Linked DNA regions of Homo sapiens: region 1 is linked to region 2. A link is a loop called in an ENCODE intact Hi-C map of the cell type or tissue named here. Cell type or tissue: dorsolateral prefrontal cortex. All regions are shown on one strand.

Region 1 (5,000 bases), 88 kb before region 2:
GGTGGTCTGCCAGCTCCACGGGTCCGGGGGTCCTAGGAGTCTCCAGAGAATGGTAGAGAAAGTCCGGACCTCAGCTCACTCATGTTGACTGGGTGACTTCAGCCACTGCTTGATCCCTGAGGGACTAAGGTTCCTCATGGTCTGTATTCAGGGCCCTCTGTGCTCTGCTTCCACAATTGTGGAACTGAAACAATCATATAAGCCGGGCGTGGTGGCGCACGCCTCTAGTCCCAGCTACAGGAGGCGGAGGCAGGGGAATCTTGAACCCGGGAGGCGGAGGCTGCAGTGAGCCAAGACTGTGCCACTGCACTTCAGCCTGGGCGACAGAGCGAGACTCTGTCTCAAAAAAAAAAAAAAAGAAAGAATCGTAGAGTCACTCAGAGGGCAGAGGAGTATCACAAAGATCAGATGAGTTAATATTTGTGATTTGTAAAGTGCAGAGAATGGCACCTGGCAGGAAAATAACTCAAAGGTAGATGCCCCTCGTTCTCCATGACGCTCATCAGGTGAGGCTGGAGGGAGCCCTGTGGGAGGCTACAAGGCCTGGTTCTCACTGGCCTTCCTCTCTTGCCCACAGAGCCCTCAAGGTCCATGGAGGTGCCCAGACATCTAGGTGCAGCTCCTCCCTGGGGCAGGAAGGTGGGACCCGCAGGTGGACCCCCCCGCACGTGGGGCTCCTGGCCTCAGCCCAGACAGCCCTGCCTCTCCCCACAGAACAGGGTCCCCGAGCTGTCCTACCTCGGCATCATCTGTGTCTTTGCCTACATCGCGGGACATTCCATTGGGCCCAGTGAGTACCTGCACGCCTCCCTCGCCCCGGCCATCCTGGTCCATTCCTGGGCCTGACACACAGTCAGTGCTCGACACATATTTGCTGAGTGAATGGACGTCCTTGGTCCCCGTGCTCACGCAGATCCCACACGTTCTTAGTTCTCAGCCTTGATGGCACTCCAGGCCATGTGCATTCATTCAACCAGCGCCAGCCAGGCCAGCGCCCCACTGATCATCTGTGGCTCCCAGGGGGGCCCAGACTCAGGTCTGGCACCCAACAAGGACATGAGCTTTTGCAGAGAGGGAGCTTATGCCAGTCAGACACCCCTGGGGCACCTTGGTTTACATCCACACCCTCCAGACACTCACTTGAGCCTCCAAGCCCACAGCACACCCAAGGCTCAACTGCCTTCTATCCCCGCTGACTGCCAGCTACAGTCCCTTATTACACTGTCCCCAATGTCCTGTTGCCAGTGGCTTCGGGCCTCCACCTGGGCCCACCTGTTGGGCAGCCTCTGAGACTCCAGACTCCTTCCCTAGTGTGTCCTGAGAATTGAACCTCCTTCTCCCTGCCTGGGAAAAGACACCCCTGACTGTGAAGACTCTAATAACATTCCCTGAAGAATGTTCATTTTGAAAGCACTGTCCATAAACCAAAATGAAGGTATTTAATTCATTCAACATCCATTGGCGGAATACCTGTTTACACTGTGCTGTGTCAGGCACATGAATGAGACCACATACTTGTATTTAAGGGTATTTAAGAAGTGGGATTTAGGCCTGGCATGGTGGCTCATGCCTGTAATCCCAACATTTTGAGAGGTGGAGGGAGGCAGGCTGTTCACTTAAGGTCAGAAGTTCGAGACCAGCCTAGCCAACAAGGTGAAACTCCGTTTCTACTAAAAATGCAAAAATTAGCCAGGTGTGTTGGCGGGCGCCTGTAGTCCCAGCTACTCGGGAGGCTGAGGCAGGATAATCACTTGAACCCAGAGGTTGCAGTAAGCCAAGATCCACCACTGCACTCCAGGCTGGGCAAGAGAGCAAGACTCTGTCTAAAAAATAAAGGGGAGCGGGTGGGGATTTAGAGCAGGACGCCTTCCCAGTGTACCTCAAACGTGGAGGCAGCAGAACCTCAAAGGAAAAGTGCCAGTGTGTGTAGACCTGGCCGGGTTCCAAGCCGTTCTGCCCCCACTGCCTGTGTGTCACCTGGAGCAAGCCATGGTGCTTCTCCAAGAACGGGGTGATCAGGTGTGCCGGCAGACGCGAGGTCAGAGCATGGGCTGATCTGACATTCAACTTAGACCTAAGGACTATTGGCTGCTGTTGTTGTGGTGGACAGGAGGAAGGCAGGACAGATGACATCCCTGCCGGCGTCCACTTTGGGGTCAGGGCCCTGGAGAAGGGGCCCGGGCCCCAAGTCACTGGGCTGCAGGAGTTTGCACTTGACATCCCAGCTTCATTCAGGGGCTTTGAATTCTTCTCCATGTCCATCCAGAGAGGGAGATCGGTCCTTTTCTTTTTTTCCTTCTTTTTTTTTTTTTTTTTTTGAGTTGGAGTCTCACTCTGTTGCCCAGGCTGGAGCGCAACCTCCATCTCCCGAGTTCAACAGATTATCCTGCTTCAGCCTCCTGAGTAGCTGGGACTACAGGCACACGCCACCATGCCGGACTAATTTTTATATTTTTAGTAGAGATGGGGTTTCATCATGTTGGCCAGGCCGGTCTCGAACTCCTGACCTCCAGTGATCTGTGAGACCGGACCTTTTCAATGAGGCCATTTCACCACCTAAGCGGGGGTGGGAAGCTTGGAGGAGGAGGGACAGAATCTTCCTCTTTCTTTGTGTAAAGCTACAGATATCTATATATGCAGGACCTAAACAGACGCACAGTATTAAAATTTCATGGGAGTGGCGATTAGGGAACAAAAATGGCTTTAGACATTTTAGACAAGGCTTCTTAAGGAAGCGATAATGAAAAACAGTTGTCCAAGAAGGTGTAGCCCTCAGGCCCTGCCATACCCAGATCCGCCATAGGAGGGCGGCACTTCCCAAGCGCGGGCGGTCTCAAGTCAGAGTGACGCCAGCGCAAAGGAAGCTCTTTCAGAAAGCTCTGCTGCCTGTGAGCTGGAGCCCACTCACTCCTGCTGCTCCCACGAAGCTTCCCATCCATTTACTTTCTGCAAACCTTCATGGAGCGTCATTGGCCTTGAAGAAGCAGCAATGGAAATTCAATTCCAGGCTCTCCAACCAGACTTTGCAAAGTGGATCTTTGCAGCTCCTGCTCTGATCACGCCCTGGTTTTGTGGGTAAAGGCAGGGTTCCTTTCCAGTCCCCAATCCCAGCTGGTACTCTTGAGGGTCCTAGGTCAGAGGCTAGAGTGGGCCGCGTCCCGCCAGCCCTGGGGGACACCTGGGTCCTTCTCCGCCCCACCCATCCTGCTCTGCCCTCCAGGTCCTGTCCCCTCGGTGGTGAGGACCGAGATCTTCCTGCAGTCCTCCCGGCGGGCAGCTTTCATGGTGGACGGGGCAGTGCACTGGCTCACCAACTTCATCATAGGCTTCCTGTTCCCATCCATCCAGGTGAGTGAGGGCCCCTTCCCCAACCCGCTCCACCGGGCCTCCAGGGAGTAAGATGTATTCCCCTTCCGCTAAGCACATCTGTGAATCCAGCAAGGTGGGGACAGGCTCTCAGACACATCCAAGGGTCCACAGACACACGTGGCCCCACTGCCTGCAAACCCTTGAAGACACCGGTTTCTCAGTTACTGAAGGGTGATCCCCTGCTGACATTGTAAAGGGCTATTGCTTAGGGGCTCTGGTCCGCGGAGCTCAAAGGCGCCAGCAAACAAAGCCAGAGCCAGGGTGCAGATCCCCCACCGCTTCCTTCCTCTGTTCCGAAGACAAGATGGGCCACAAACTCTGCGCTCTCAGCACCTTCAGGGCACAGAGGCCATAAACCCCTACTGTCAAAAGGTTAAGCAGTCTTTTTTTTTTTTTTTTAGACAGGGCCTTGCTCTGTCACCCAGGCTGGAATGCAGTGGTGCAACCACAGCTCATAGCAGCCTTGACCTCCCAGGCTTAAGTGATCCTCCTACCTCAGCCTCCCAAGTCGCTGGGACCACAGGCATGGGCCACCACACATGGCTATTTATTTATTTATGTATTTTAGGGATGGGGTCTTGCTATATTGCCCAGGCTGGTCTCAAACTTCGAAAGTGCTGGGATTATAGGTGTGAGCCACAGCACCCAACCAGATTCTTTTTGATAATAGGGTGAGGGGGAATCCAATTTCTAGCTTTTTTTTTTTTTTTCCTGCAAACAATCTTTAGTGATCACAGTTTTCTAGCTATATCATTCCTCCAGGAGTGAAACAAAACTGGCTGCCAAGCAACTCCTTTATGGACTCACAAAGGCCTCGACCAGCATTGGTTATTTGTTGTTTGTTTTGGGGTTTTTGTTTTTGTTTTTGTTTTTTTGAGACAGTCACGCTCTGTTGCCCAGGCTGGAGTGCAGTAGCGCGATCTTGGCTCACTGCAACCTCTACCTCCTGGGTTCAAGCGATTCTCCTGCCTCAGACTCCCAAGTAGCTGGGATTACAGGTGTACACCACCATGCTCAGCTAATTTTTGTATTTTTAATAGAGACAGGGTTTCATCATGTTGGCCAGGTTGGTCTCAAACTCCTGACCTCAGGTGATCCACCTGTCTTGGCCTCCCAAAGTGCTGGGATTACAGGCATGAGCCAACGTGCTCAGCTGAATCAGCACTGTTGCCTTTCTCTGCCCCCTCCTGTCTTTCTCGTCTCCTGGTCTAGGAGGCCATCGGTGCCTACAGTTTCATCATCTTTGCCGGAATCTGCCTCCTCACTGCGATTTACATCTACGTGGTTATTCCGGAGACCAAGGGCAAAACATTTGTGGAGATAAACCGCATTTTTGCCAAGAGAAACAGGGTGAAGCTTCCAGAGGAGAAAGAAGAAACCATTGATGCTGGGCCTCCCACAGCCTCTCCTGCCAAGGAAACTTCCTTTTAGTGGCCCTGCATGAAGGACGGGAGCCCATATTCAAGGCTTCCTTCTATGACAATGGGCCTCCCGGCCCCAGGCTCTGGGGAGGATAATAGCACGGAGGCTTTTGTCGTTGCCCCCATTTAACTTAATTATGGATATTATTAAATACCCACAACAATGCATATTTAGCTGAGAAGTTCCAAGGCTAGCCATTGAGGAATGAC
Region 2 (5,000 bases):
AGTGCTAGGATTACAGACGTGAGCCACCCTGCATGGCCAGATTTCAACACTTTGACCTTCATGAACATAGATAGGCTTTTAAGAACAATTAAGCTGGGCCCAGTGGCACACACCTATAGTCCCAGCTATTTGGGAGGCTGAGGCAGGAGCATTCCTTGAACCCAGGAGTTCAAATACAGCCTGGGCAACTTAGCGAGACCCCATCTCTAAAATAAAACACATTAAAACCTTATAACTTGTAGACAGACCCTGTTGGTATAAATGACCCTGGTGTCCTTGGATGTGTTAGATTTAACCTATCAAGAGCCCCGGTTTACTTCCAACTTAATTTGTTGACCTTCATTCTTAACTTAAAAAAAAAAAAAAAGTTGACAGGGCACTGTGGCTCACACCTGTAATCCCAGCACTTTGGGAGGCCAAGGCAGGCAGATCACTTGAGGCCAGGAGTTCGAGACCAGCCTGGCCAACATGGCAAAACCTCATCTCTACTAAAAATACAAAAATTAGCTGGGCATGGTGGCATATGCCTGTAATCCCAGCTACTCAGGAGGCTGAGGCACAAGAATCACTTGAACCCTGAAGGCAGAGGTTGCAGTGAATCAAGATTGCACCACTGTACCCCAGCCTGGGCGATAGAACAAGACTCCATCTCAAAAAAACATTATATAAAAAAACGTTGCCGGGCACGGTGGCTCACACCTGTAATCCCAGCACTTTGGGAGGCTGAGGTGGGTAGATCATTTGAGGTCAGGAGTTCGAGACCAGCCTGGCCAACATGGTGAAACCCCGTCTCCACTAAAAATACAAAAATTAACTGGGCATGGTGGCAGACACCTGTAATCCCAGCTACTCAGGAGCTTGAGGCAGGAGAATCACTTGAACCTGGGAGGCGGAGGTTGCAGAGAGCCGAGATCATGCCGCTGAACTCCAGCCTGGACAACAGAGCAAGACTCCGACCCCCACCACCCCAAAAAAAATGTTAACAATATTCCTATAATGGACGATTTTCCACAGCCAAGAAGAATAAATAAAGGTACTGGTTTGCACATTCAGGCCTCTCTGAGCTACCCCAGCTGAGAGAAGAAATCAAGAGTACTTTTATCAATGAGGAAATGCTGATGCCAAAACTTGGTAGAGCTGAAAATTCATAATCATACTGCTCTGAAGTGAGATCAACTCTGTTCAGGGCAATTGACAAGGAAGTTGCTCTCTAGTAAAATTAAAAGACCAGTCATTGGGATATAAATAGTGACAATAAGCAACCACTTGCTTGCTTGCTTTTTTAATTTTATTTATTTATTTTTTTTTTTTTGAGGAGTTTCGCTCTTGATGCCCAGGCTGGAGTGCAGTGGCACAATTTCGGCTCACTGCAACCTTCACCTCCCGTGTTCAAACAATTCTCTGGTCTCAGCCTCCTGAGTAGCTGGGATTACAAGCACGTGCCACCATGCCTGGCTAATTTTGTATTTTTAGTAGAGATGGGGTTTCACCATGTTGGTCAGGCTGGTCCAAACTCCTGACCTCAGGTGATCCACCCGCCTCGGCCTCCCAAAGTGCTGGGATTACAGGCGTGAGCCACCATGTCCGGCCCACTTTCTTTATTTTAACTTTCTAGGTGAGCAAGCCCTGTACTGTCTGAGGCCAAAGGGTTCAAGGTTGCTCATTTTTCTTTCAGAACTGTTTTTTTTTTTTAAAGACAGGGTCTTGCTATGTTGCCGAGACTGGAGAGCAGTGGCTATTCACAAGTGCTATCCCAGCACGCTGCAGCCTGAAACTCAGTAGCTGAAACAACAGGCAGGAACCACCTTGCCCACCTCTTAGTTACAATTCTTGAGAGGTGTCCCTAAGAATACTTTATTTTAGATTTTTTTTTTCTGGCTTTGGTAGAGACAGAGTCTTGCTATATTGCCCAGGCTAGTCTTGAACTCCTGACCTCAAGCAATCCTCCTGCCTCAGCCTACCAAAGTGTTGAGATTACAGTAGTGAGCCACTGCTCCCAGCCTTACTTTAGATTTTTATATTCCTCCCGTAACAGCTGCTCCACTGAAATATTCTGGAAAACGCAAAGAAGCAGCCAGTGCTGTGTTTTTGTTTATCTTCAACTGTCTACATTTTCTCTGCTTCTCAATGTCTTGCTTGCAAAAACAAAGCAACTTTTGAAGGGTTTATTACTTGCTGCCGCATCCCCTGCAGTCAGGAGAACCACCACCATATTGAAGGCAGTCCTGTAAATATGCAGTTTTTCCAGCTGAAGCATTTATTGTACGCTCATGACACCCAGTGGTCAGAAAAATACTGTGCAGAATTTTTGTTATGTTTTTGTTTTTGTATTTGAGGCAGAGTCTCGCTCTGTCACCCAGGCTGGAGTGCAGTGGCACAATCTTGGCTGACTGCAACCTCTGCCTCCCAGGTTCAAGCCATCTTCCAGCCTCAGCCTCCCGAGTAGCTGGGATTACAGGTGCACACCACCATGCCCGGCTAATTTTTGTATTTTTAGTAGAGACAGGGTTTCACCATGTTGGTCAGGCTGGTCTCAAACTCCTGACCTCAGGAGTTTGATCCACCCACCTTGGCCTCTCAAAGTGCTGGAATTACAGGCATGAGCCATCGTGCCTGGCTAATGTTTGTATTTTTAGTAGAGATGGGGTTTCACCATGTTGGTCAGGCTGGTCTTGAATTCCTGAGCTCAAGTGATCTGCCCACCTCAGCCTCCCAACGTGCTGGGATTACAGGCGTGAGCCACCGCGCCTGGCCCTGTTTTTTTTGTTTTTGCTTCATACAAGATCCACGGTGTGACCGCAAACAGCTGGTTCTGCGGAGGGCTGAGGGATGGAAAGATATGGAAGCCACGAGGAAAGAGGAATGAGCCTGGTGTCTCCCTGATGCATTGCCAAGGAGACTCAGGGCTGGACCAAGAAACCTACCGGATGGTCAGGAAGCTGCCCAGAAACGGCTGTTTGGATATTGAGGCAATCCCATTTTCCAGACCATCAAATACTTGTTTACAGAGAACTTGATTTGTTTACAAACTCATATTGGGGTAAAATTAAAGTAATATAATACAACATTAACCTCTTTTTTTTCCTATTTTATAGAGACAGGGTCTTGCTATGTTGCCCAGGCTGATCTTGAACTACTGGGCTCAAACAATCCTCCCGTCTCGGCCTCCTAAAGTGCTGTGATTACAGGCACGAGCAACTTTTTTTATATATTTTTTTCTTGAGACAGAGTCTCAGTCTGTCGCCAGGCTGGAGTGCAGTGGTGTGATCTCGGCTCACTGCAACCTCCAACTCCCTGTTTCAAGCAATTCTCCTGCCTTGGCCTCCCGAGTAGCTGGGATTACAGGCACGAGCCACCACACCCAGCTAATTTTTGTGTTTTTAGTACAGATAGGGTTTCACCATGTTGGCCAGGATAATCTCAAACTCCTGACCTCGTGATCTGCCCGCCTCGGCCTCCCAAAGCGCTGGGATTACAAGCGTGAGCCACCGCGCCCGGACTTTTTTTTTTTTTTTTTTTTTTTTTTTTTTTTTGATACATAGTCTCCTTCTGTAACCCAGGCTGGAGTGCAGTGGCGCAATCTCAGCTCACCACAGCCTCCACCACCCAGGTTCAAGTGATTCTCCTGCCTCACCCTCCCAAGTTGCTGGGACTACAGGCGCGTGCCACCATGCCCGGCTAATTTTTGTATTTTTAGTAGAGACAGGGTTTCATCCTGTGCGCCAGGCTGGTTCGAACTCCTGGGCTCAAGTGATCCTCCTGCCTCAGCCTCCCAACATGCTGAGATTACAGGTTTGAGCCACTGTGCTGGACACATTAACTTTTTTTTTTTTTTTTGAGACAGAGTTTCGCTCTTGTCCAAGCTGGAGTGCAATGGCAAGATCTCGGGTCACTGCGACCTCTGCCTCCTGGGTTCAAGTGATTCTCCTGTCTCAGCCTCCTGAGTAGCTGGGATTACAGGCACCCGCCACCACACTTGGCTAATTTTTTTCTATTTTTAGTAGAGACGGAGTGTCACCATGTTGGCCAGGCTGGTCTCGAACTCCTGACCTCAGGTGATCCACTCACCTCAGCCACCCAAAATGCTGGGATTACAGGCGTGAGCCACCGCACCTCACCACATTAACGTTTTTAAAAAGTACACTTCAGTGGCATTTAGTACCTTCACAGATGCTGCGTACCAGCCCCTCTATCTTGTTCCAAAACATTTTCATCACCCCGAAAGAAAACCCCGTACCCATTAGCGGTCATTCCTCATTCCCCCCTCCCCATCCCTTGACAACCACTGATCTGCTTTCTGTCTTGATAAATTCACCTATTCTGAATATTTCGTATAAAGGGGATCATTCATATATTTCACATAAGCGGAATCATGATCTTTATGTCTGGCTTTTAACACTTAAGGTCATGTTTCTGAGGTTCATCTACGTTGTATCACACATCAGTAGTTAATTTGTTTTCACGGCTGGATGATATTCTGTTGTATACGTATATACCACATTTTGTTTCTCCATTCATCTGTTGATGGAATTTTGAGTAATTTCCACTTTTTGGCTATTGAGAATAGTGCTGCGATGAACATTTGTGTGCAAGTATTTGTTTGACTATCTGTTTTCAGTTCTTCGGGGTGCGTACCTAGGAATGTAATTGCTGGGCCACAGGATAAGTCTGTTTAACTTTTTGAAGAACTGGTGATAGATTTTTAGACCCCTTGAAATTAATAGAGAATTGTATTTAGACTAGCACCACATTTTCCCAAATGAACAGTTGATTTTTTTTTCCCTTGAGCAATTTTCTTTATTATGTATATCTGACTTGTTAGCTCGGTCTCGAAGTACCCATGGGAATGAATGCAGATGGACAGGATAAAAGAACCCATTCAGGGGAAAGTTAATTTGCCTAAAGATTCCCTGTTGCTATCTGTTTAGCTTGAGTGACAGCTCAGCAAACAGAAATCTTTGCTCCAAATCTTTGTTATGATCTCTGTCATAACATTTTGT

The links. A loop is a pair of places that touch in the nucleus more often than their neighbours do. Peaks named below come from ENCODE experiments on the same cell type or tissue, not always from the same donor. Only the 100,000 strongest peaks of a DNase experiment are listed, where the experiment ranks them.
Region 1: it touches region 2 in a loop (4-fold over the local background); 61 of 110 quality-filtered maps call a loop at or near these places.

What each region holds. Positions count from the first base shown.
Region 1 is chr1:9,003,100-9,008,099 of GRCh38, reverse strand. It overlaps SLC2A7 (solute carrier family 2 member 7), which reads left to right. Exons shown (of 12, transcript NM_207420.3): 10 at 715-790; 11 at 3,221-3,348; 12 at 4,582-5,000. The coding sequence ends at 4,800. Among named protein-coding and RNA genes, the nearest start is that of SLC2A7, 21 kb to the left of the region's middle. RefSeq lists enhancers at 1-343, 2,764-3,290, 3,291-3,819 and a silencer at 2,772-3,051. In dorsolateral prefrontal cortex, a CTCF peak has its summit at 2,802 (motif pointing right); DNase peaks (open chromatin) are centred at 1,970 and 2,819.
Region 2 is chr1:8,915,547-8,920,546 of GRCh38, reverse strand. The region is part of intron 1 of LINC03153 (long intergenic non-protein coding RNA 3153); the gene reads left to right. Among named protein-coding and RNA genes, the nearest start is that of LINC03153, 8.8 kb to the left of the region's middle. In dorsolateral prefrontal cortex, CTCF peaks have their summits at 2,074 and 2,284; no DNase peak of the experiment used is centred here; H3K4me3 peaks cover 390 bases; H3K27ac peaks cover 805 bases.